Linked DNA regions of Mus musculus: region 1 is linked to region 2. A link is a loop called in an ENCODE intact Hi-C map of the cell type or tissue named here. Cell type or tissue: left cerebral cortex. All regions are shown on one strand. Links, peaks and the distances in the headings refer to the core of each region. The heading gives the core; the rest is flanking DNA. Region 1 overlaps Nrxn3 (neurexin III). Region 2 overlaps Nrxn3 (neurexin III).

Region 1 (12,039 bases), core at 1,709-9,708, 83 kb after region 2:
TTGATAAAATGCCCTGTCAGGGGAAAAGAATCCTAGGGTTAAATAGACATATATTAAGGTTAATCCCTGTCAATTTACGATCAAATCCTCAAAGTTGAGACTGGGGTTTTTGGAAATTTAAATACTTTCATTACTTACACAGCAGTTTTGATAATGGTAGCTCACAGCCACAAAAGGTGTTGCTCCCTGTACAGATAAAGAGGAGTTCTTTATACAAGGAATTGGTAGGCATCAAAGCACAAGTGGGAGGTGGGAACCTACCAAGAAGGGCCTGAGTCAAATATTTGTCTTGCTACATGGCACTTGAGTAATTCTCATACTTATTAAACTTCACTAGTTCTTTCTGCCCCACACACAGAGGGGTATGAAGGTAAATCTTCACCAAGACTTTATCTATTGCTGGTCTTAGGGTAAAGGTACTCTGCTTTCTACTTTCAAAAAAAGTTACAGCACTGTGTTCACAAGAAAAAGCAGATGCTGGGACAATAGCTCCTTTGGCAAAATGCTTGCAAATGCATGCATGACAATCTTAGTTCAAGACCTGGCATTCATGTAAAAAGCTGAGCACAGTTGAGAAGACTTGTTATATCTGAGGGGTCAGAGACAGAAAACAGCACCTAGTCTTGTCCTTGAGCCCCAGTCCCAATGAGAGGCCCTGTCTATGAAGATAAAGTGAATGGCACCTGAGGATCACTACCTGAAGCTGAGCTCTGACATGCACAAGTACACATGTGCCTATACCACAACACACACACACACACACACACACACACACACACACAGAGAGAGAGAGAGAGAGACAGAGACAGAGACAGAGACAGAGACAGAGAGACAGAGAGACAGAGAGATACAAAGACAGAGACAGAGAGATAGAGAGACAGAGAGATACAAAGACAGAGACAGAGAGTAAATTTTGTTAAAATGAAAAAAGTTAAAGCCACCAACAAAGGATTTTTTTACTTCAGATTTGCACTTTCCAGGGAATGCATAAAGGGCAAGCATAGTTGATATTAAATCGATTTAAATCAATATGAATTACTTGAGATTCTATGCTAGAGGAACTGGAAGAAAATTCCAAAATTATACTACATTTACATGGGAATTAATAGGACTTCAAACTACCTTTATTATTGGTTACTGGGCAAGAACAAATAGAAGCATAGATGTGCAGCTGGCAGAGATGGCCATTTGGCAGTGCCAAGCTATGCTGGCATTTTTGTAGACACACTGCTGATGGTACATCAGGTAGTATCATTCTATATGACACGGTAGACCAGCACCTCTTATGGTGCCAATTGGCACTGAGATCAATGGTCCACAGATCCTCTTCATTTCAATAATAAAGGCAATGCTGCTTGACATGACAGCCTGGAAGCAGTGGAGTGAGCATAAGGGGAGACATGATTCATGCGTGTAAGTGACAAAGGACGTTCTTCCTACTCTGAAGGTAGGAACGATATTTGCAGTATTCTAGCACAGACCCTAGATATTAAAAGAGTACAAAGGGAAGCTGCACACCTGGGTTTTATGTCTCACTCTGGTACGGTATATGATTGCAGGCAAGTCATTGAACCTGACATTCTGAAATGTGTATATTGCCACCTGCTAAGCAGATGAGAATCCTCTGAAAGACCTGACATTTATATGATGCTTAGAGATATTTCAAACCAATTTAACATGAAAGTCCAATTTATAATGACTGACTTAGACTATTTTGGGACAATAGGCAAACATAGTGAACTGTCATACACCCTTTCTGAAAGGTTGGTGATAGGGAAAAACAATTCACATAGGTGAGTGTTATGGGGCAGCATAGTGGACAAAGTCCATTGTTTGAATTTTAGACAATTAGTATTTAAAATGTTAAAAGGATAGGCATCTTTCTTCTCATTCTTCTTAATAAGCCTCCTCTATCTCTGTCTTTCTGTCTATCTCTGTTGGTGGTCTGTCTGTCTGTGCCTGTCTGTCTGTCTCTCTCTCTTCCTCTCTCTCTCTCTCTCTCTCTATATATATATATATATATATATATATATATATATATATATATATACATACAATATATATATATATATATATATGATACTACATTCTATTTATTTACTTTGTGTGCATGTACACTATGTGCAGACATGTCACAGCACATGCACACATGTGAAAATCAGATGATTACTTTGGGATGTCAATTATCTCCTTTCCATGTGGGTCTTAAATATGAAACTCAGGTCACCAGGCCTGGCAGCAAGCACCCTTACTTTCTGAGCCATGTCACTACCCCTACCCCTCTTTTCTTTCTCTTATGGGGTTCCAATCGAAATCAGACTTCCCCCCTTCCCCACTAAGTCCATTTAACTTAGCCTTTCATTTTCGAATGAATGGCCCCGCCAGTTACTTCTTTTCAATGAAGCCAGAAGGAATAGCAACTAGCTGCATGAGTAATAAGCAGTATAGACGGCAGCAGCTCATAAGACTGGTGGATTGTGGGGGGAACACACTGTTTCCTAGCACAATGTGTATTTCCTGCAATATGTGTAACTAAGCAGGAATCCTACCACACTGGGGATAAATTACAGAGTGCGCCAAACTGCATAAGAAAAACAATCCAGAACAAAATAAAACATACACCTTTCTCCTCTGCCACTAAGAGGAAAACAGCAGAATCCTCACAAAAGCATCAGGTTGATATGACTGCAGGGAAATATTTTTAAATACTTTTTCCTTTACTTCTTGTTAAATCCCCACAACATTTTGGCCCCATATAGTCAACAGCACAGTATGGCTTGGTGTCTATTCTAAGAAAAATCAGATCTCTCTCTCTCTCTCTCTCTCTCTCTCTCTGTCTCCCTCTTCTTCTCTCCCTCCCTCATCCTATCCCTCCTTGTCCTCCCTCTCCCTTTCCCTCTCTCTATCCTTCTCTCTCCCTCCCACTCTCCTTCAGACTCCTCCTTCCTTTCCTCCCTCCCTTCCCCCCTCCTACTCTCTATTCCTCTATCCCTTTCTCTCTTTTGGTTTTACAGAGCAACATTACTAGTTTTATTCAACAGCTGGAGAAAGACAATTTGACAACGCTAATCTATCGCAGAGTCCAGGCCAGCCTTCTTCTCTCTCTTCTCTCCCCGATGAGCAGCAGTAATAAAAGCTCAACAGCTCTAAAAGCAATCGATTCTGAAACGGTGTGGTACAATTACCAGCCCGGATGGTGGAAAAGACTTCCAGTAAAATAAAGAGAAGATAAATACAGTCTCTGCAGTGGGAGCAGCTTCTGTTGTAGAAGCAGCTGCTTGGTTCAGCAAGAGACAAGGCACAGGGCCTGGAATGATGTGTGTGTGTGTGTGTGTGTGTGTGTGTGTGTGTGTGTGTGTGTGTGTGTGGAGGGGGTGGGGGTGGTGAATGGCTGGGCAGCCAGCAGCCATACAGGAAGTGATACCGGTGAGAACTCAGCAGACTGTGGGCAGGCAAGTATTTCCAAGGGAACAGCTCACCCATTTATTGTGTAGATGATAGATGACCTGTGACCTTCCATGAGCATATCTTTCCTGCTATACTGTACTTTTCTTGTTTCTTTCTGGCAGGAACCCATCCTTCTTCTACCATCAAAGCAAGCAAACTCATGAATAGGTTTATTCTAAACCCCAAGCAACATGATCTAGAGCACACATTTCCCATAAACTATTTTAAGTTCAGTGGGTAAAATTCCTAATAGCCTTCCTCTCTGAACATGCTGTCATCTGCTGCCTGCCATCCAAGGTGATTATGAAGGGCTGTAAAGATATGAGCATCTAGCAAACAGCTGAATTCAGACACATAGCTCTTTGTTGGGACACTGTCAAACAGTTCATGATCTTGTCCTTGGAGAGGAAAAGGCCGAGTTACCTTCCATCCCACCTGTATTACAAGGCTGACATAGAAAAAAGACTTTCAAACACAGCACTAATATGTTCCATCATTGGGAAATGATGGGACAGAAGCATGTGGAGCACACTGAAAAATAACACTTAAACATGCTTTATATTTGTCAGGTTTTATTTGAACTTACAATTTTGAGTTAGGGGGAAGGACTGAAGGAGCTGGATGGGATGGCAACTCCATAGGAGGGACAACAATATCAACTAACTAGACCCCCAGAGCTCCCAGGGACTAAACTACCAACCAAAGAGTACACATGGAGGGACCCATGGCTCCAGCTGCATATGTGGCAGAGGATTGCCTTATCTGGCATCAATGAGCAGGAGGCCCTTGGTCCTGTGAAGGGGGATGTTAGGGCAGTGAGGGAGAAGTGGGTGGGTGGGTGGGTAGGTGGGGGAGTATCCTCATAGATGCAGGGCGAGAGGGAGGGGATAAATCTAACAGATCTGATTTGCCAGGAACCACACTCAGGTCCCTTAAAAGAACAAAATGTGCTCTTAACCACCATAGCCATCTCTAGCCCCTCATCTTTTTTTATTCTGGTAGTATTTTATATTTAGTATTTTCCCCTAATGGCTTTGCCTATGTACACAGGCACCTCTGTAGACTGTCTAAACATCTAATCCCACCAACTTGGGTTGTTTTGATCTTCCTTCCTCTTGTGAGGAATTGAGTGACCATGTGACACTTCCTTCCCTGTTACTGTGGCTAGCCACATAGAACTCTGAGAATGAACATGCTAAACTCATGGGAGATCCTGGCCCTGCTCATTGTTGATAATTTCAACAATAGATGCTATTCAATGCCTCTAGCCCCCACGCCCCAATTATCTTTTTTTCCTTCTCTTAAGGCCAGGTTGTTTTTCTCCCTCCCACTTGATTCTGTCAATTAAAACAATGTCTGCGGGGAAACACTCTGATCATACCCCACCCACTCCCTACTGCTGCATTGCAGCCTACATTCTCTTTCTGAAGCTATTTGTATCTGCCCTTCCAGTCACCACTGAGGTTGGCGAAAGGTAAAGGCACTAACAGCCAGTTGACAGCAAAAGAACACAGAAGGGATACATTTCTTCAGTTATTTTAGTAGGGTAATTTGGCTGGGAACTCACTGTAGAAATAAACTGAAAAATTATGGCTGCAAAACCAGCAAGTTGGCAAAAAGGGGAAAAAATGTAACTTCGAACCCACTCAGGCATTATCTCCAGCAACAGTGAAAGAGCAGTAGCTCGATAAAAGGAAACACAATTTGGGACTAGCCACATCATTGTTCCTCTTATTCCTTCTTAGTAGATCTCTTCTACATAGCCTGGCAAACGCCTACAGAGGCTTCATCACCCAGCTCAGGTTTTACTACCACTGAAAAAGCTATTCTTCAATCTAGTAGGCAGAGACATGCAATTTGTTCTTCATTTTTCAATCATGAAATGGTACCTCTTCGTTATACTGAACCAAATTTGCAACCATGAATAAACAAAGCATGCAGTCTGAGGTCCCAAAGATGCACACCAGACTTCATCTCTCTCCATATCTCCAGCATCTCCTATACCACACACACTGTTGCCCATGTAAGTTCAAATAATGGAAAGTATTATCATTATTGCCCTGCAGGGTGATGCCTGGTCAGACCAAAGAGCCCAACAGAGTTTTGCATGCTGTTTCTGTTCAATAAACCAACCATGCCTAGCCTGTCAGCTTACCAGTGCCAGCTCTTCCATTTGGGTTTTCATCTTGTTTTCTGAACCCATCTTGGTTTTGACTGAAATCCCTGGCCTCTGGAACCCAGTAACATCTCGGCAATGCTACCCAACTCAATGCAAGCCTCACTTTCTTCCTCTTTCGTCTTTTACCTCATTGACTTCTCTGGTTACTATTGAACTTCCTACAGGTTTTCTCCAAAGGATTCATAAGCACTGAGATGAGATTCACCTACCATGTCTGTCAATAGACTCTGAAATCTGCACTTCAGAACCTCTGGCATTTCAGAACACACAGTTTACACTGGATTTGGCCTTCTGTATTGTGTCAATCACACACTTTGGTGGCAGAGGGTATTGGGTGCACATGGCAGCACTCATGACATCAAACCCTGAAAAACATCTCTGCTTGTGGAGACTAGGAAGGTGGGCATATACTCCACTTCCTGCTCCCTGTGAACTCTGATTAAGATCACTGACAGTCTTTTCTCTATAGCATCTTAATCCTACCCACGCCTTAGAACCCTCCTGGGAGGAAAACTAATACTGGCTGTGGGGTGGCCATGGGCCTCATGTGTCCTTGACAGAGGAGTCTCTTGCTTTTCTCTGCTGCTTCTCATCAGGAGGGCTGTAGATTAAAAGGTCCTGTGGCTTCCTCACCATAGGGATTCACTAGTAAGCATCCATTGCTGTCTAATTCCCAGAATGCTTTTAAGCTGCCTCCATAGCAAGGACCATAGTTAACAAACAAGTGTGGGTATAGTATATATTTTTTGGTTTCATTTTGAGGAAATGTCCAGCTGCTCTGACAAGGAAGGGGGTCTAAGTATTTAGACCATGTCAAGTTTAATAAGAAACCAAATGTACCATGAATTATTTGGCAGAAAATGGAAAGATAGGTAATGGCTTCCTTTTATGAAGCCATCAGTAAGTCCCCCCATCTTTTCTCATCGTGTATGCCAACATTTCTCCTCAGGTGTGTGCTCTTTAAGCATCTTTAGCACACCGACTCTCCTCCTGTCTGTCTGAAGCATCCTTTCCTTTCCCCAGTTTCCAGTCTTGGAAATCAAATGTCTTTCCTGACTTTGCTCTCCCAACCCCCAAGCAAACTAGTAACTTACTTCCAAATAGAACTAATTGGCACCCAGACTGGCCTTTCCCTGGGTTTATCTCCTCAAATATTTGCTTTCAGCTAAGACAATTCCACCAGAACATATTAGCCCTCAGCTGACCTCCCAAAATAATGTGTTTACATGTCAGGAATAGTCCCCACCCAAATTCAATAGCATTGAGCTTCCCATCATTGGTTCTAGATGTTAGTAAAAACAATATGGATAAACCCGAGGGGACTTCAGTGCACCGTTGACAGTTCTCTCTAAATGGTGACCTTCAGGGAAAAGTCAGTAAGCTGATGTCTCAAAGGCATACAGATGTTTTGTCACAAGCTTTACCTTTTAGTAACCCTCTGTCCTCCTAACTCAGCTCTAGCACCCAGAGTAGTGAGCATCACTTCCTGTATCCATACACATAATCTTCCATGCAAGTAAGGGTGGGGAATGGGCTTCCAGTATGCTGCTCAAGATGGGTAAGCTCTCGTAGTGGTCACTGAGTAGAGACAGGAGCAGGATACAGCAGGACAGATGGGTTCAGGGGCACTAAAGAACTAGTTTCCTTGAGTAGTTTTAGAGACTTTTAGAGACTTTTTAGAGACCGGGACAAGAATTTTGGTTGAGTCTCTGACCTGCTCTACCTTTGAACAAACTATTCACCATCCTGAATGTTTATTAATTTATTTATCTATCTATCTATCCATTTATTTATTTATTTATTTATTTATTTATTTATTTATTATTAGATGGTTTCTTCATTTACATTTCAAATACTATCCCGAAAGTCCTCTATACTCTCCCCCAGCCCTGCTCCCCAATCCACCCACTCCTGCTTCCTGGCTTTGGCATTCCCCTGTACTGGGGCATATGATCTTCACAAGACCAAGGGCCTCTCCTCCCATTGATGGCCGATTAGGCCATCCTCTGCTACATATGCAACTAGAGACACAGTACCCTCCAGAGCTGTGTCTCTAGTTGCATATTTATTTATTTAATAGAAGGGGTTCTCATACTGACTGGTGTATAGAAGTCAAATTCGTTGTTAATCCTTTGTATTACAATAACACTGAGTCTTCATACCACCTGTTATCTGTTACTCTGACACCATTTTACATAAGAAAATAACTCACATGGCTTAAGGGATTACACTGAGCAATAGCTGGGAAGCAATAACTGGTGGGCAGAGTTTTACTGTTTCCAAACTGTTAAACTACCTCCACTGATACTCTGGATAATCACATCTGAATACTCTAAGAAGGAAAGCATGAACTACCTGTGAAACAGCTCTATCCATGCCAGGACAGAACAGGCATCCAAGAACTCTGACTTGCTATTCCTGTCTCTACCCTATACTCAACATAGTTTGCTATTTTAAGCCACTGCAGTAGGAGAAAAGCAATAACAGCATTGACACAAACATAGTACTCACCTTACAGGGAATAGAAGTCTATGCTAAGGTGACTATGAGTGAACAGAAACATGTTGCCTCTGATAATATTCTCTATGCAGAAGTAGTTGCATACCTCTTATAGTCTTAGAATAAGAGACATTAATGAGCTAACGTATCAGATACACCGGTGAGATGCTAGTAGGTAGGACACAGCAAAGCAGGAAAAGCCTCCCCTGTTGCAAGTGTCAGATGTTATCTGGTGACTTTGGTAGCTTTTGGGTTGGTGGAAGCTAGTGCTATGCTAAGTTAACACATTAAAGGTTTCTCCTAATAGTTCAAAGACTCCGAGATTAGACACTAAAGTGAGACATGATTAGCTATCAACAGGGCTAAAAATAGCCCAATATAATTTTGGCTCTGATTTTGTAACGGTCCAACTCTTCACAATCACTAAGTTCTAATCAATCAGACTTACAAATCTTTAGCAAAGCGGTAGAAATTTTTTTCTGGGAACTTCAGTTTACAACAGAAGCATGTGTTTTGATAAGAATTTCTTAGAATACAATTATCAAAACACTGGACTTCTATTATTATTCTATTATATTCTATTAGCTGGCTTCTATTCAAATATATCTCAGCCAGGAGGCCATTTAGGACTCCATATATAAAAGCCTCAAGGTTCTGTCAGTGCAGGAATTGAGGACAGTCAGACTTGTGTTGGAGACTGCCTATAATCAGGTGTGCTATCTGAAAATTAGAGGCAAGTGGGCTGTTGTTTCTGGCCCTTAGTACTTTAGTTGTCTCTGATACTGAGTGCCAGCTTTGATGTTGTGCCTATTTTATAAGCTGTGAAGTCAGCCGCGAACAGACATACTAGAAATTTTTAAGATAAATTAGCATAACAAATCTCCTCCATCCCACTCAGGGTATGGCTGTTTTCTTCCTCATCTGGATGCTTCAGCTTCTATTCCAACACTTGTCATTAAGCCTGAGTGAAATCATGGACGTCCATACCTGTCTGTGGAAGAGAAAGAAAGACCTTAGGTCCCTTTAAAACTCACAGAGGATGAAATATGGCCCCACTATACTGAGAAATGATTATCTTTTGTTACCCCAGAGAGACAAAGAAGAGTGAACATTCATGTAAATGATCAGTCTGTGTTTCAACAAAACTTTCCTAACAGCTCCACTGAGACAAATTACCATTGCTTTTCTTGTCCCAGTGTGAGACCAAATCATCCTAGAGTCTTTGAAAGGTTTTCACACTATTTTTCCCCCTTTGGAAAGAATAGTTCATAAAGGTAGAAAAGACAGAAAGAAATTAAAAACAACCTTTTGTCAACAAAGGTCTTACTTCACCATTTTTCTTCAGAGAAACTCAATTGTAAAAGAATTAGATCCGTGGGGTGTACATACAGAAAGTGATCAGTAAGATATTTATCAAACATCTATGGTATAGCAGGCATTGTTCTGAAAACTTACAGGAAACTCCTTTTAATCTAGGGGTTGAGCCCATTGTGCATATGAGAAAAATGAGACTCTGAATTCTACAACTTCTCTCCAGGTCACCACGTAGTAGATGCTGGAGCTGAGACTGCCCATGAATAAGAGTTTTTATTGCATAGACAAAGACTTTAGGATCTGCTTGGCTCTAATTTGACTGTACCTCAAAGGATTGTGTGTCTAACTTCCACACCCAGGCATGAGCCTGTGCTCACATAATTTTGAACTCTGTTTTAAGTGCTTTAAAAATATTAATTCTACACCCTTAGAAGAGTACTTCAAGAGATACAGAACTTTTTTTTTTTGCAGTTGAGGAATCAAATATACAAAGAAGTAACTTAGCCAACATGTCTTCTTCCTGGTCCTCTTGCTCAGAAGGCTTATGCCCACACGGCACCTCACTCTTGGGGACCTAACAGCATCTTTCTGCTTTGGCAGGTCTTCCTGAAACTGATTTCTTTGCCGAGTTACAGTCACACATTTATCTAAAACCTCCCTGGACCACTGTGAGTATGAAGGTGCCATTCTGTCTCCAGTTAATTTTGTTGAGACATATTTGCAAGAACTATTTTAGTATAAATGGTAAAGATGTATTTCTGAAAATGCCCATGTGGTCCTTGCAAGGCCCCTAGTTTTCATCTGGTATAGATAACTGAGAAGAAAGCAATGGGGCAAGGGAGGTTGATCATGCCTTGTGAAAATGAGAACCTGTGTTCAATTCCAGGACACACAGGAAAAGCCAGGCATGGTGGTGTATATTTATAATTTTACCTCTGAGGAGGCAGAGATGGTCAGATCTCTGGTGTCTATTGGCCAGACAGAGAAGCTGAGCTGATGAGTCTGGAATCTGAGTGAAAGATCTTGACTCAAGAAAGATGACAGACTGCCTCAGAGGAAACAGAGTCTGACCTCTGGCCTCTACATACACACAAAAATATGATCACATACACATATATACATACACATACATGCATATACAAACGTCAGGAGATCCTAGGGATGGGACATTACATAGAGAGTGGAGGAAAAGACAAATATTTCTGAAGGTTAACTTGTAATTTCCAGAACAGGTATCTTTACTGTAATTCTTAGGAACATGAGTGAAAGATGCCACTAAGAAAAGAAATTTAGACCATCTCAGGTGCAACAGAGGAGCTTAATGGGCCTGCTGAACTACCCCAGCACAGTTAGTTAGACTGTGATTTATGTGTCTACTCCTCAGTAGAAAGATGGGGGCAGGAAGGATGCTGAAAACCTGATGGACCACTGAACAGGTTCCGATGAAGGCATGTGCTACCTTGGCTATGTAAGTAAATGTTCTAATTTTTAGAAGGCCCAGTAGATGCTGGCCTTGCGACTAATTCTAGTACCAAAATTGAGTGTGGATTCACACAGGTATCATGTCAAAATCAAGGAATGCTGCCTCCTGCCAGACTCCCTGATATCAGTTGGCCCAATGCACACAACCTGCTTCCCCTGCCTCAAAACCCAGGTATGTATAAAGCAGAGGAGTTGGATGATGGAAGTGTGCCTTTTATAGAAAGAAGATATAGGTTCAGAAGACAAAAGGTCATTCTATACGTGTGCCTGTTATTCTTTGTGATGCTCAAAGAAGTCTTTAGGTGCAAGGCAGGATCAAGTGATTCAGTCATCATAGAAAACCACTGAGGACAGCTGTTAGGAAAAGCCCCTATCTGTCCATTAAATGCAACTTAGCACTGGCAGTCAGTAAGCACAAGGTTAGTATTTTGTCTGTAATGGGCATCTTTTGTCTCTTCACTTAGGTACAAGATAAACCTATTAAGTTTAGTTTAGAGACCCTGTTGCATATATGTTCATGTGTTTATACAAATATACATGTATATATGTATACATGTATATATCTTCTGCATCTTTAGGTACCAGATTTATAGTCCACAAGGAGGAGATATGCTCATATTTGAAAGGCCTGCAGGGATATAGATATGAAGGGTTTAGCAGATTATATTCACTATCCACTCAGACTCCCAGGCATAAGCTCAGTGCTAGTCAAGGCATTTAGAATATTTCACACTCTTTCGCTTACTCTTTGGTGTCCTCTTCCTAAAACTTTCTGTCTCAGCCTCTGTTCACCCCTCCTCCCTTGTATGCTTTAAGCTGCATCCATCAAAAGTACACATGCTGTAATTCTACTGTGTCTACATGAAGAGAGAAATCCCTGGTCTGGGAAATCCAAAGTAATAGGTCACTGAAGACACTTTTCAATTAGCTCTGGAAGGCATGTATTGAGTCTATATCTCAATTTGAAAACAGGTGACACTAGTGTTTAGGGAATTTATAAGTCTTCCAATAAGTCAATGAGCCCATGCTATAAATGCCATTCAGTGACTTCTAGCTTTTGACTGGTTCTCTCCTCATTGTCATTCATTGTATTAACCCTATCATTTTCTGAGCACCAC
Region 2 (12,039 bases), core at 1,381-9,380:
GTGTGTGTGTGTGTGTCTGTGTGTGTGTGTGTGTATGTCTGTGTGTGTGTGGTGTGTGTCTGTGTGTGTCTGTGTGTGTATGTTTCAGCTATTATTAATATTCTAGGTGAAATGTGAATGCTGTTTTCTTTTGATTTTCCAAAAGATAATTTGGTTTATGTAAATCTCAATGATGACTGTCCTCCAAATATATGGAGCTGGGTTTTACTTTGAAAATATTTAGGCTTGTTCTTATGAAGTATAATTATGTGTTATTAGTCAAATATTACATAGATCAATAAAAATTAATTGGATGCAAAAGATACAAAGCATGGTGTGAGAGTCTTCAGATATACAGATAGACTACAGCATAGGTTCTGAGTGGATTTGCAATTGAGTAGATGAGATAATATGTAAGATGGGGATGAAATAATCATTAAAATGAACACTGAAAGATATATAGGGATGAACACCATTTGATAGGGCTTCGATGGAATTGGCTATTCATTTGGGGGCCAGTACAGAAGGCTTCATGTATGAGGACAAGAGTGGGCTAGTTCACAAAGAACATCTCAGATTTTTGAAAAAGGAACTGAGTCAAAATGAGTTAAAAACATAGAATTCTAAGCAGTATTTCTAGTATGCCAAATGCAATTACTACTAAACCCATGAAGACTGATGAGTGGACAGTTTGGTTAGGTCAGAGTGAATACACTGGAGAGGAATGAAATGGGTAGGTTAAGATCAAGTGGGCTTACATTTTGAGCGCCACAGGAAAAAACTCTAATGCTCTTGGTGGGCATTAGCAAACCCCTGAGAGAAATGGCTAAAAACATAAATATGTTCAGTTATCTTTGAGCATGTTCTGAGTGGATGGGGAGGATACACAGGAGGGGGAAATAAGACAGATAAAGGAGAGATGAAGGAGCTGATGAGGTTAGGTTTGCAGAACAGATTGAGAGACAGGAGATCAAGGGTCTAGGTAGACTCAACTCTAGAAAGTTTTTTCTAAGAACAGAGTGATTTTGGGCAGTTTTGCTGAGCTGTGGAGGAAGTCCCCTACTTCAATTACTTCAACAGATATAGAATATGATTTCTTGGTTTTGTTGTTGTTGTTGTTATTTCTATTTTTCCTTGTTTTATCTTTTTTATTGAACTTTTTTTATTTATATTTCAAACGTTGTCCCTATTTCCAGGGTTACCCCTCCCCAAGGAAACCCCCTATCCCATCCCGTCTCCCCCTGCTTCTATGAGGGTGTTCCCCCACCCACCCACTCTTGCCTCACCACCCACAAATTCCCCTACACTGGGTATCAAGCCTTCACAGGACCAAGGACTTCTCTTCCCATTGATGCCCAACAAGGCCATTCTCTGCTACATATATGGCTAGAGCCATGGGTACCTCCATGTGTACTCCATGGTTGATGGTTTGGTCCCTGGAAGCTCTGGAAAGGGGAACAAAATACTTACGAAAGCAAATATGGAGACAATGTGTGGAACAGAGACTAAAGGAAAGGCCATCCAAGGACTGTCCCACCTGGGGATCCATCCCATATACAGTCACCAAACCAGACACTATTGTGGATGCCAAGAACTGCATGCTGACAGGAGCCTGATATAGCTCTTTTCTGAGAGGTTCTGCCAGAGCCTGACAAATACAGAGGCAGATGCTCACAGCCAACCATTGAACTGATCACAGGATCCCCAGTGGGGTCCCCAATGGAGGAGTTACAAAAAGGACTGAAGGAGCCGAAGGGGTTTGCAACCCCATAGAAAGAACAATAATATCAACCAACTAGAGCTCCCAGGAGATGATTTTGTAAGAGACATTTTAGCAGAGATCTATAAACTGATTTGAAACTTATCATGGTTTTCAAAGTCCCTTTCAAGTCTCTGTCATGGGAAACACTAAGTGTTTTAGTTGAAATGAAGGCTAATATGCACTCACATGGATGCCTTCCTTGCAGACACTGTTTAGAAGCTGGATCACAGTGTACGTACATGGATGCCATGCATGGAAAAGGGATTAGAAGCTGGATCACAACATGGCAGGCATTTATATTTCAAATGCTATCCCTAAAGTCCCCTATACCCTCTTCCTGCCCTGTTACTCAACCCACCCACTCCAGCTTCCTCGACCTGGCATTCCCCTGTACTGAGGCATATGATTTTTTCAAGACCAAGGGCTTCTCCTCCCAATGATGGCAGGCCATGTTAACTCCTGAGATTTTTTTTTTTCTGCTTGCATAGTTTTTCTCAAAGGACACAAAGTGACTGACGTCCAGCAGCTTACATAAGTTGCTTGGTCTTTATAAACATTTGCCTTTGTGATCTTGATCTAAGGAGGCTGATACAACTGCATGAAGAATTGTCCCATGAAGCTAATCTCATCTTTTTGGGACTGTTGCTGCCAAGCAGGAAGGATGAGAAACTAGAGAGGAGAAAGTGTAAAACTTGCAAACAAGTGTCATTAGCAGACAGGTCTGTGTGATCTTTTTCCAAGCCACAATGAAGAACAAAGGACATGTTTACGTGTTAGGATGAATCACAAATGTCTTCTTAATAGACGGGTGGATCTTCCATTGATGGTTACAGAACTATGTCCTTAACAGCTTCTTAGTAATATTTGTGTCAGTGGCTTTCATAAAGAGTGGCAATATGCACAATGTATGGGAGGGGGAATCTTTGAGTATAAATATCAGAGTGAGATTAGGAGAACAGAATAAAATGCAAAGAAAGTTAGGTGAGATACATATAATAACTAACATTAAAGAAAGGATAGCATTCCTGTGTGGTTATGATGGCTCAAAGTAGAAGCTAGAAACAAATGGAAGTGTTATATGCCCAGGTGCTCAATGGACTACAGTTAGCATATGGTATCTATTAAATATGCAGGTAAAGTTTTGATGGATTACCACAAGTATGTTGCTATTGCAGCCAAAAATGGCCCCTTGATGCTCTGCAGAGATTAGGCAAAGTATGGAGTTCCCTGCTCTTGAACAAAGACCTTGATTTTTAAAAAATTCATCAAGAAGATACATGTGGTATTATATGAGCATAATTACAACATTTGTAAGGCCATGGCATGAGAATCCCCATAAGTCTGAGGCCATCATAAGCTACATACTAGACTGCTTCAAAAACATGAGTGAATGAATGAATGAATGAATGAATGGGAGAATGAACCAATTAGTGAATGATATCAACAGTAGACTTTCAGTGTTTTCCCTATGTCATGCTACATCATTACAGGATCTCTTTAGCTGATGGGATGGTAGCAGATATGAAATAAACAAAATAACAGAAATATTTCCTGTATTTGTACTGTGTGGGGGGATATAGAGATGCACCGTGTAGAGACTAAGCCCTAGCTAGTCACAGCATTTTCAGCTTGAACCTGAGAATAAACATGCATAGAGAATATCTAAACCTAATCCTAGCCTGGAGACGATCCCAGTTGCAGCCCAAAGCAGAACCACCATGTGGAACCCAGTGGAGATAAGCCAAACTTTAGTCAGCCTACAGGCATGTGACTGTGAGGATAAGGATTTTCTATGGTAAGTCCCTCAATTCAGGCTAGTTTGTTATCTAGCTTTATCAGACAATGATTGACTCATATGATCATTTTTTTAGTAAACAAATCTCCAAAACGAATTCTGTTAGATACTCAAATTCTAAAGTCAGGACCTGAATGCCAGGGCTTGGTCACACACCTTTTGTCTCTGTATGGAGCAAAGAATAAAGTATTAAGTTACTTCTCGTCTTTGTCTCTTAATCCTTTGAACTTGGGAAGTTCAGGAAAAATAGTTCCTTGTAAACCGACATTCGTGACACAGAAAGAGTCTTGTCTGTTCGCTAAGCTTTTATTAGCCACCAACCAAACTGCCTTGCTTACACTAAAGTCAACAGTGTCTTCTAGAAATTGCCTGACCTTAGAAGTGTTCTTTTCACTAGAGGCCATTTGCCCCCTTGCTTCCAGTAAATTAGTGACTAGATTTATACCTGTTTTCTCTGTAGCAAAGTGATGTAGCTTGAACTTAGCCTACCTAAGAATGAATGGGCTATACAAAGTAGAATCAAAACTTTAAAAAGCTTCTTTGTGTTGGAAATGAACCCTAGATGCAGTTTTTGAAAAGTCTATATTTCACAGTATAAATATGTACATGTATATTTTCCAACAAGGCAAAAATCATTTCATAACAAAAATATGTTAAGTACTTTAGGTACTCCTTTCAAGACCTTACGAAATCTCTACAAGTGAATGGTATAAAAAAGGAAAAAAAAATCCAAATTGTGTGATCTTTTCAAAGGGAGCAGTTGCACAGAGGTGATGAGACCCACGGGGCTCCCACTTTGCCAGATTAAGAAACATTCTTGCTGGGTAGAGGTGAAATTAGTATGGACATTGGGAATGGCAAGAGTGCTCATTTCTCGTTTAGAAAAGCCTTCACTCTTAATTTATGCATGATATACATGTGCTTCTTTGCAAGAATCCAAAAGAAGAAAATGAATTCAGATATCATCAAACTGCCAAAAATAACTAAAGAGGAACAATATTTCCCATGCAATGCCACAAAGCACTGTGTTCCTACCAAGTCACAGACTGCTCCTCTGACATCATTAAGAGCAAAGCCCCCTGCCCTCTGAGGGAAAATATTGGTATGCATTTAAAAGTCTAAAAAAAGCACAATAAGCTACTTCATTTTAAACTTACTGGTGCATGTAAATTTCCCCCTTTATTAGATTAAACCATTGTTCTTTGCTCTCTTCTTATTTCTACTTCCTATACCACTAACAATTTACTGATGAATAAGCTCAGCAATATTTCTGTATGACAGATGAGCTTCTCTGACTGGCTGATTACTGCACAGACGGAAACCATTCCTAGGGAAGTCTTAGAAGTACCTCATTCATTCGAATTTCCTTAGGGCATGGGGTAGGATTTATTATCTGAAATGGAAGCCAAAAGGCAACAGGCCTCTATTCAAGGTCATACTGAAAGCAACAGCGTCTGATTCCTTGTCTGCAAATGTGCTTTCCTTAGCCACCCGTAAAATATATTCATGACCTCAGCTACTTCAAGTTATCCCAACTCTTCTGCAGAAAGCCACTTTCAATTTGATGCAAGTGGTTAGCCGTGCATTTGTTTTCTGTAGCAAAAATCAGTTCGTACGCTAGTAAGACTGATATTCCTATGTGTTCTTTGTCTGTGTATCTCCCCTTCATCGTTTCATTGAATTGATCATAATAGTCTTAAGGACAGTTTTGAAAAAAATTAGTCATGATACATATTTTCAAAAATCCCCAAAATAAACTCATGTTGGTATTTAATCACAATAGTAATTATTATTTCAGTTTTAAAAAGTCATTCCCTACTCCTGCCAATTTCACTAAAATTGGTGTTTATACAAGATCTGTAAATAAGTCAAATGCCTGTCTTCTACTGTTGTGCCTTTAGGAGCGTGTGCATATTCTGAGTGTGGGTAAAGCCGTTGTGGGCGAAGGTAGCACCTATGTAGGAGTAATCATATATGAGGCAAACCTGTGACACAGAGCCATATTACAGGGAGATGAGAGAAAGGCCACAGAAGGGTGAACTACCCACCTTGCCTGCTCTTCCCTTGGCAGTGCAGATCTAGCCACATAACTCTGTATTGATGTATAAGCAGAGAGCTTTCACAGTTCTTCCTTGAGATCATTCTGACAGCTCACCAGCTGTTTCCATGCTATTTTTTGCCATCGTGCCATGGCTAAGCCACAGTGTCTTCTCTGTTACTCTGCCAACAGCATTACTGCCTGCTGTTCTGTGCTCAGAGTCCGTTTTCCCAGTGAATCTCTACCATCTTGTCCCTTTCTCACTCCCCTGGCAGAGGAGTGAATTTCAGTCATGGACAGATAGTCCCTGGGGGAAACCTAGATGAAGGTGGTATGGAATGGCTACATAAAAACACACAGGTATATGCACAGATATGCTTATGTAGCAACAACCATGAATGGAAGCATACAGCCACTGATGTATTAACCAAAACCTTATCTTCATGCAATACTTTCTGACACTTGAAGCAACTGTCATAAGGCAGGAAGAACACAAATATTAGGAGTTAAATTCTAATTTTGATTTTCTGTTCTATATTTTTCTAGCTGGATAGTTCACTGTCAGTTTCCTCATTTTACAAATAAAAACTGTTTGTATAGGTAGTTTGCTGTGGGTTTTTTGTTTGTTTATTTATTTATTTATTTATTTATCTTTAACCAATGAATTCAAGAAACCAAAATGAAACCACAAAATGCCTAGGAAGAGAACCTGAACTCGAATCTTAAGTTCATGAACTTAAATTCTTCCTCATCTTAAAGACTGTCATCAAGGTAAGTGTGAGGTTTGCTTTACAAAGGGACTCAACAAGCATGACCATCTGGTTTCTAGACATTGTTAGAAGACTCTGACCAGAGAAAGGGAGGGTAGGCTAAGTATCAGGTCAGAAATATATTGTCTCCCGGAGATTCCACTTAACACAGAGTGAGGAACTATATAACCAGTAGAGAGGCATACCTTTGTAGAAACCAGAAGTAGATTTTCTGTACCTGGTCAGTTTTTTCAATACTAAGAGAAAATTAACTTTTGTTTCTGAAGCCAAAGAGTCCAAATAGGACAGGAACGATTGGCACACATTAGTCTTCTTTCATCTCTTTCCTGCCATTGTTGTTGAGTTTATAAATAACTGCCTTTGTTTGGCAGTTATTGGGAACCACCACTTTAACTGCAGGTGTCCTCATGAATGTATTGCTACGCTGCTCCTCCATCGCCACCAGCACTGTAAAACTGTTTAGACTACCACATTTATCACTTTCTGCCTCATGACTGTGGATACAGGGTGATAAACCACTTCAGTTTCCTGTTGCCATGATGAGTCTGCCATGATGGACTGTCCTCTCAAACTGAGTCAAAACCAACTCTTCTTCTCTGAAAAGAGAAAGCACTAAGCCTAAAAGAAGGTGTGTCTTTACAATATGGTGTGCCTTCTATAACTAAGTATGTACAAGACACACAAATACAAGTCAAAGGTAACGATAGTAACATCATCCCTTCCTTGTTCTCGTGTCCGCCATACTCCCTGGATCTTATACTCTTCTACATCATATTCCACATAGCTCCCTGATTTCTGAAGCAAGGGATCCAATAAAGGCATCCCTTCCAGGAATAAGCACTCTAAGATATTCCACTCTCTGCATAATGTGGATCTTATATTTGTTCCCGTCTCCTACAGGAGGAAGCTTCTCTAATGATGGCTGAGCAAGCCACTAATCTATGAGTATATTGGAATGTCATTTTGAGTCATTTATTACTAGTTTTTCTGGTTTTGTTTTTAAATTAGTTCACTAGTATTTGGTTTTATCCTAGGTAGCTGAGCTATCTAGTCTCATGTTATTGGTCACCAAAACAGTGTTGGGTATGGGTTCCATCCCATGATGAAGTGGGCCTTAAGCCAAGTCAGGTATTTGTTGGTTACAAGGTTTGTGCCATCATTGCACTAGCATATTTTCACTTAGGACATCATTGTGGGTCAGAGGGTTCATAGCTGCCCTGTTGTTTACATATCTTCTTTTGGTACTTTCCTGTACCAAAGAGACTAGAACATAGAGATGAAGACCCTATGTAGTTACCAGCTTGGCTGTTCCCATTCAATAATTTGTATGGGTATTGTCTTCAGCGATAGAGCCTTGCTGTCAGTTTGCAGAGTGCAGCCTACTGTCTTAGCAAGACCCTTGGTTTTCTGAGAATTCCTATGGGATTCCGTTGAAAAACAACCCAATAAACAACCAAACCCTGCTACTGGAAGCTTCATTTGGTGACAAGAAATGTCCAGGTGGAACCTGTCTTCCTGATTATTTGGCTCTTTCATTTAGAATTCCTTCATATATGTACTTATTTTTTAAATTATTTACTGTATTATGTTTTCATACTGCTCAAATCCCCTTAATTTCAACTGTCTTTCCCGAAATTCACCTCTCACATCTCCCTTTTCCTTCCTCCCCACTTACCCTCCTGCTCCAGCCTTCCCCCATTAATCTATAACTATTTTATTTCTCTTTCCTAATGAAATCTATCTGTACCCTCTATACCTATCCCAGTGGACCTATACATTGTAAGTCAGTAGTCTGATTCATGTGTGACTTCCAAGTCATACACCTTGCAATGATCAGCTCCATCATTTCTTCTGTCTGAGCATTAGCCTTCTCATAACCGAAATGAAGAGACCACGGGTTTTCAAAATTCCTTTTCAGCTTGGTTATTTGTCCTCTTTTGGTGCAGAAGTCTAAAACCCTAGGGTATTTTTACATCTGGTTGTGTGGCTTCCCCTTCTCTCTCTCTGGTGATAGTCAAGGGACCATAAAGACACAGAGTTCTCCAACCTTTCCTACTTAGTAATATATGAAAATAGATAATGTTTCCCTGCGGAAACTCTTTAATTTTCAAGATCAAATGGAGTAATCTATGAAGCTTTTTCTCCCTGGAAATATAATGTAACATTATCTAGAGAAGGCCATAGTCTGTATAACACACACACACAAACACCATGATCTTCATCATCATCATCATCATCATTGCTTTGGGAAGCCTACTATGACAGCCTGAGTAGAATGTAACAGGAAGAAAATCCAAGGCCTGTAAGGCAGAGTGATTAAACACCCAAGTTTTGCCTGGGTATTTTGCATACTGGTGCAATGCCTTTGGTTCCTGAGATCATCATCATCACAACGTTCTAAAGAGGGACCATTATAAGTTGATATCTAGATAGAATTATGCCCCTCAGAAAGATACGGTGAAGCTCTAGTCTCTAGTATCTGGAAATGTGACCTTATTTGAAAATACCCTTTAGCAATACAACTAAATGAACATTTAATCATTAGCATATATCATTACCCAACATGGTAAGAGTCTCCATAAAGAAGATACAAACAAAATCAAAGGAAAATGCAATATAGCAATAATAGAATCAGAAATTAGCATGGCCTAAATTGCATGGCAATGACACTGAAGGATTGACAATAAGTATCAGAAAGTAAAAAGAAGCAATACAGGATTCTAGTAATCAGAATCACATCTGGTCACCAATATTCAAACATATTAACTCTAAAGAGTTAATATCTTTGGTAAATTTTATACCCGTTTCCTGACTTCAAAATGATTTAAACCAATTTCACTTGCTTTCCATATCCATGAATTCAAACAAGAATGTTCTGTGATATCCCCACCATCAACATCCAATTGGTACTCACTTATAAGGGGATATTGGCCATAAAGTACAAGATAATCAACAGACCCAAAGAAGCTAAATAAGATGGAGAGAACAAGAGAGGTTGGTTGAAATTTTCTCAGAAGGGGAAACAAAATACATATCAGAGGTCAGTAAAAGGAGAGACCTGGATGGAAGAGGAGATGGGGAGGGGAGAGGGAAGGTTCATATGTAGGAAGATTGGGGACAGAGAAGGAAGATCAGCTGGGGGTGTGGGGGCAATCTTGAGGATGTGCCTGAGACCTGGGATGTGGATTGGCCACAGAAGGTCTAGAGTGACTCTAGCTGTGTAGCTGGGATTCCTAGCAGTGGCAGATATGGATTGTGCAGTGGCCACTCCCTATAATCAGGCAGGACTCCCAGTGGAGGGATAAGGACACCAATACTCTAACCAAGCCTTCGATCCCAAATGTGCCCTGCCTACAACATGTGCAGGGACAAAGATAGAGCAGAGTCTGAGGGAATGGCCAACCACTGAATGTCCCAAATTGAGACCCATCCCATGGGCCAGAACCAATCCCCGACATTATTAGTGGTTCTCCCTCATGCTTGCAGATAGGAACCTAACATAATTGTTTTCTGAGAGGTTCCATACGGTACCCAACGGAAAGAGATGCAGAGACTCACACCCAAACAGTAGATGGAGCTCCAGAATCTGGGAGAAAGATTAATGGACCCAAAGAGGATAGGGACTACACAGAAAGACCAATAGAGTCAACTAACCTGGACCCTCGGGAGCTCCCAGATATTGAATCACCAAACAAGAGCAAGCACAGGCTGGACATAGGTCCCCTGCACATATGTAGCAGATGAGCAGCTTGGTTTTCATGTGGATTCCCCAAAGAACTAGAGTAGAGGCTGTTCATGAGCCTGTTGCCTACTTTCCTGCCTGTGGATCCTGCACCCCTAAATGGACAGCCTTGTCTGGCCTCAGTGGCAGAAGATGCTCCTAGTCCCTTAGCAGGATGGGGTTGTGGCAGAGTGGGATTGGGGGGGGGGTAATAGAGGGGTTGACACCCAGAGGGGAACTTTGCCTTCTAAGGGGAATCGGGGAAGACTTATGTGAGGGGTACTGGGAGAGGAGGAAGGGCTGATGCTGGGTTGTGAAAAAGAAAGTACAAAGCAGTCTTGTGACTTGGCTGCTTGTTTTGTTGTCCTCTTATTTGGCTCATTGTTTCCTTTTGTTTTGCCTAACATGAAGCAGTGCTCTTGAATACGGTATTAAAATATGTAGAAACAGTAAAAGAAAGAGAAAGAATGAGGCTGTTGGAAACAAAGCTATCAGGAGAGACCCAGAGGCAATGCAGTGTATTGGAAGAACAATCATGGACATATTCCTTTGTCACTTGAGATGCCTAGCATTTATTTATACAATGAGCACAATCTATCAACTTTAAATTAATAGATATTTTGAATCTTTGGCTTCATAAAATACTGATCTGCTTTTAGGCATAATTTCTTTTCAAGCAACCTAATACTAGCCTCCCCATCTCTCACCTGAATGGCCTTTATTATATGTACTGAATTTTGATTAAAATTTACCTTAAAATTAATTTTAAGACATCATATATATACTAACATACAAGATATTTCCTATATATTCTGTCTTCTTGTGACTACTCACCCATAAACCACATAATGCAGATAATAGGGTACAATTTGCAATTCTGTCTCTACCAATATAAATACTAGGGCTATCCTGTCTGTTTTCTATTTATTCTTCTCATTATAGCAGATTGTGTTTTATGCTGAATTTCCCTACACCTTCATGATAATTTTTAGAGCTTTGTTGTTGTTTAGAAAGAGCTGTGCCCCACTGAATAGCCAAGGAAGCAAGAACAGTCTACAATATGAACTTTGTTTCCTTGAAGGGTTTGTGTATGAAATATACTTGCTAGTATATTGGAAGTGCTATAAGAGAAAGCACAACGTTTTGAGATGGTCAAATTGAATGTCTTAAGGCAAAGTCCATTTGGGTGTGACCTAATTTGCCAAGATGACTTCTTAAGCCCATGGAAGCCAAATGTCAATGACAGGTTAAACACATGGCCACTAGGTTCATCTCAAGAACTGACAGAGTTTCAATTTTATGTTTCCATGGCAACCAGAGGACCATCAGCTGGCAAGAAACAAGATGGTTCTGGTGTTACTTATCTTTTGCCATTCTTATTTTCTCCCATTCAATTACACATCTCTGTGCATGAAATTGTCCTTTGAGTCTCTAACCAAATCTTCTCACGCTCTTGGATCCAATGGAAAAATAGGAAGGATGCCCCTCATGCAGCATCAACTATTGTCTATGTTTTACCTATTCTGTTTAATACAGTAATTAGGTGGGTATTACATAGGCTGCACAGTAAGAGAGAAACAGGTAATCTTCCTGGGGTATGATAACATGCATAAGGTTAACTAAAATGATAAATCATACATGTAAAATAGTAATTGCTACCTGTTCTTAAATATCATATGGGTCTATCAGATGCTGCCATCATTTCAGTGGACACCAAACAAGAATCTACTACTTCTTTTGGTTGGGGGGGGGGGAAGTTGTCTAGAATTCTACCCATCTCCGAACATGGAATGTGAAAGTACAAATTAAACAACAACAACAATGATTAAAGTCTTGTACTTGGAGCTGGATGGATGACTCAATTAATTAGTAAAGTATTTATCCACAAATATGAAGACCCAAGATCAGACACCAAGAACTCATACAAAACCCAGATAAGATAACATATATCATTAATCCCAATGTTCCCACAAT

What was found. Hi-C counts contacts between places; a loop is a spot of excess contacts. Peaks named below come from ENCODE experiments on the same cell type or tissue, not always from the same donor. Only the 100,000 strongest peaks of a DNase experiment are listed, where the experiment ranks them.
Region 1: a loop joins it to region 2, with 6 times the contacts of the local background. A loop is called at or near these places in 2 of 42 quality-filtered maps.

The regions. Positions count from the first base shown.
Region 1 is chr12:90,052,831-90,064,869 of GRCm38, reverse strand. The region is part of intron 15 of Nrxn3 (neurexin III); the gene reads right to left. Among named protein-coding and RNA genes, the nearest start is that of Gm40538, 350 kb to the left of the region's middle. In left cerebral cortex, for the core only: no CTCF peak of the experiment used is centred there; a DNase peak (open chromatin) is centred at 4,974; H3K27ac peaks cover 819 bases.
Region 2 is chr12:90,135,857-90,147,895 of GRCm38, reverse strand. All of the region lies in intron 15 of Nrxn3 (neurexin III), which reads right to left. Among named protein-coding and RNA genes, the nearest start is that of Gm40538, 270 kb to the left of the region's middle. In left cerebral cortex, for the core only: a CTCF peak has its summit at 5,395; DNase peaks (open chromatin) are centred at 3,447, 4,478, 4,977 and 5,708; H3K27ac peaks cover 3,948 bases.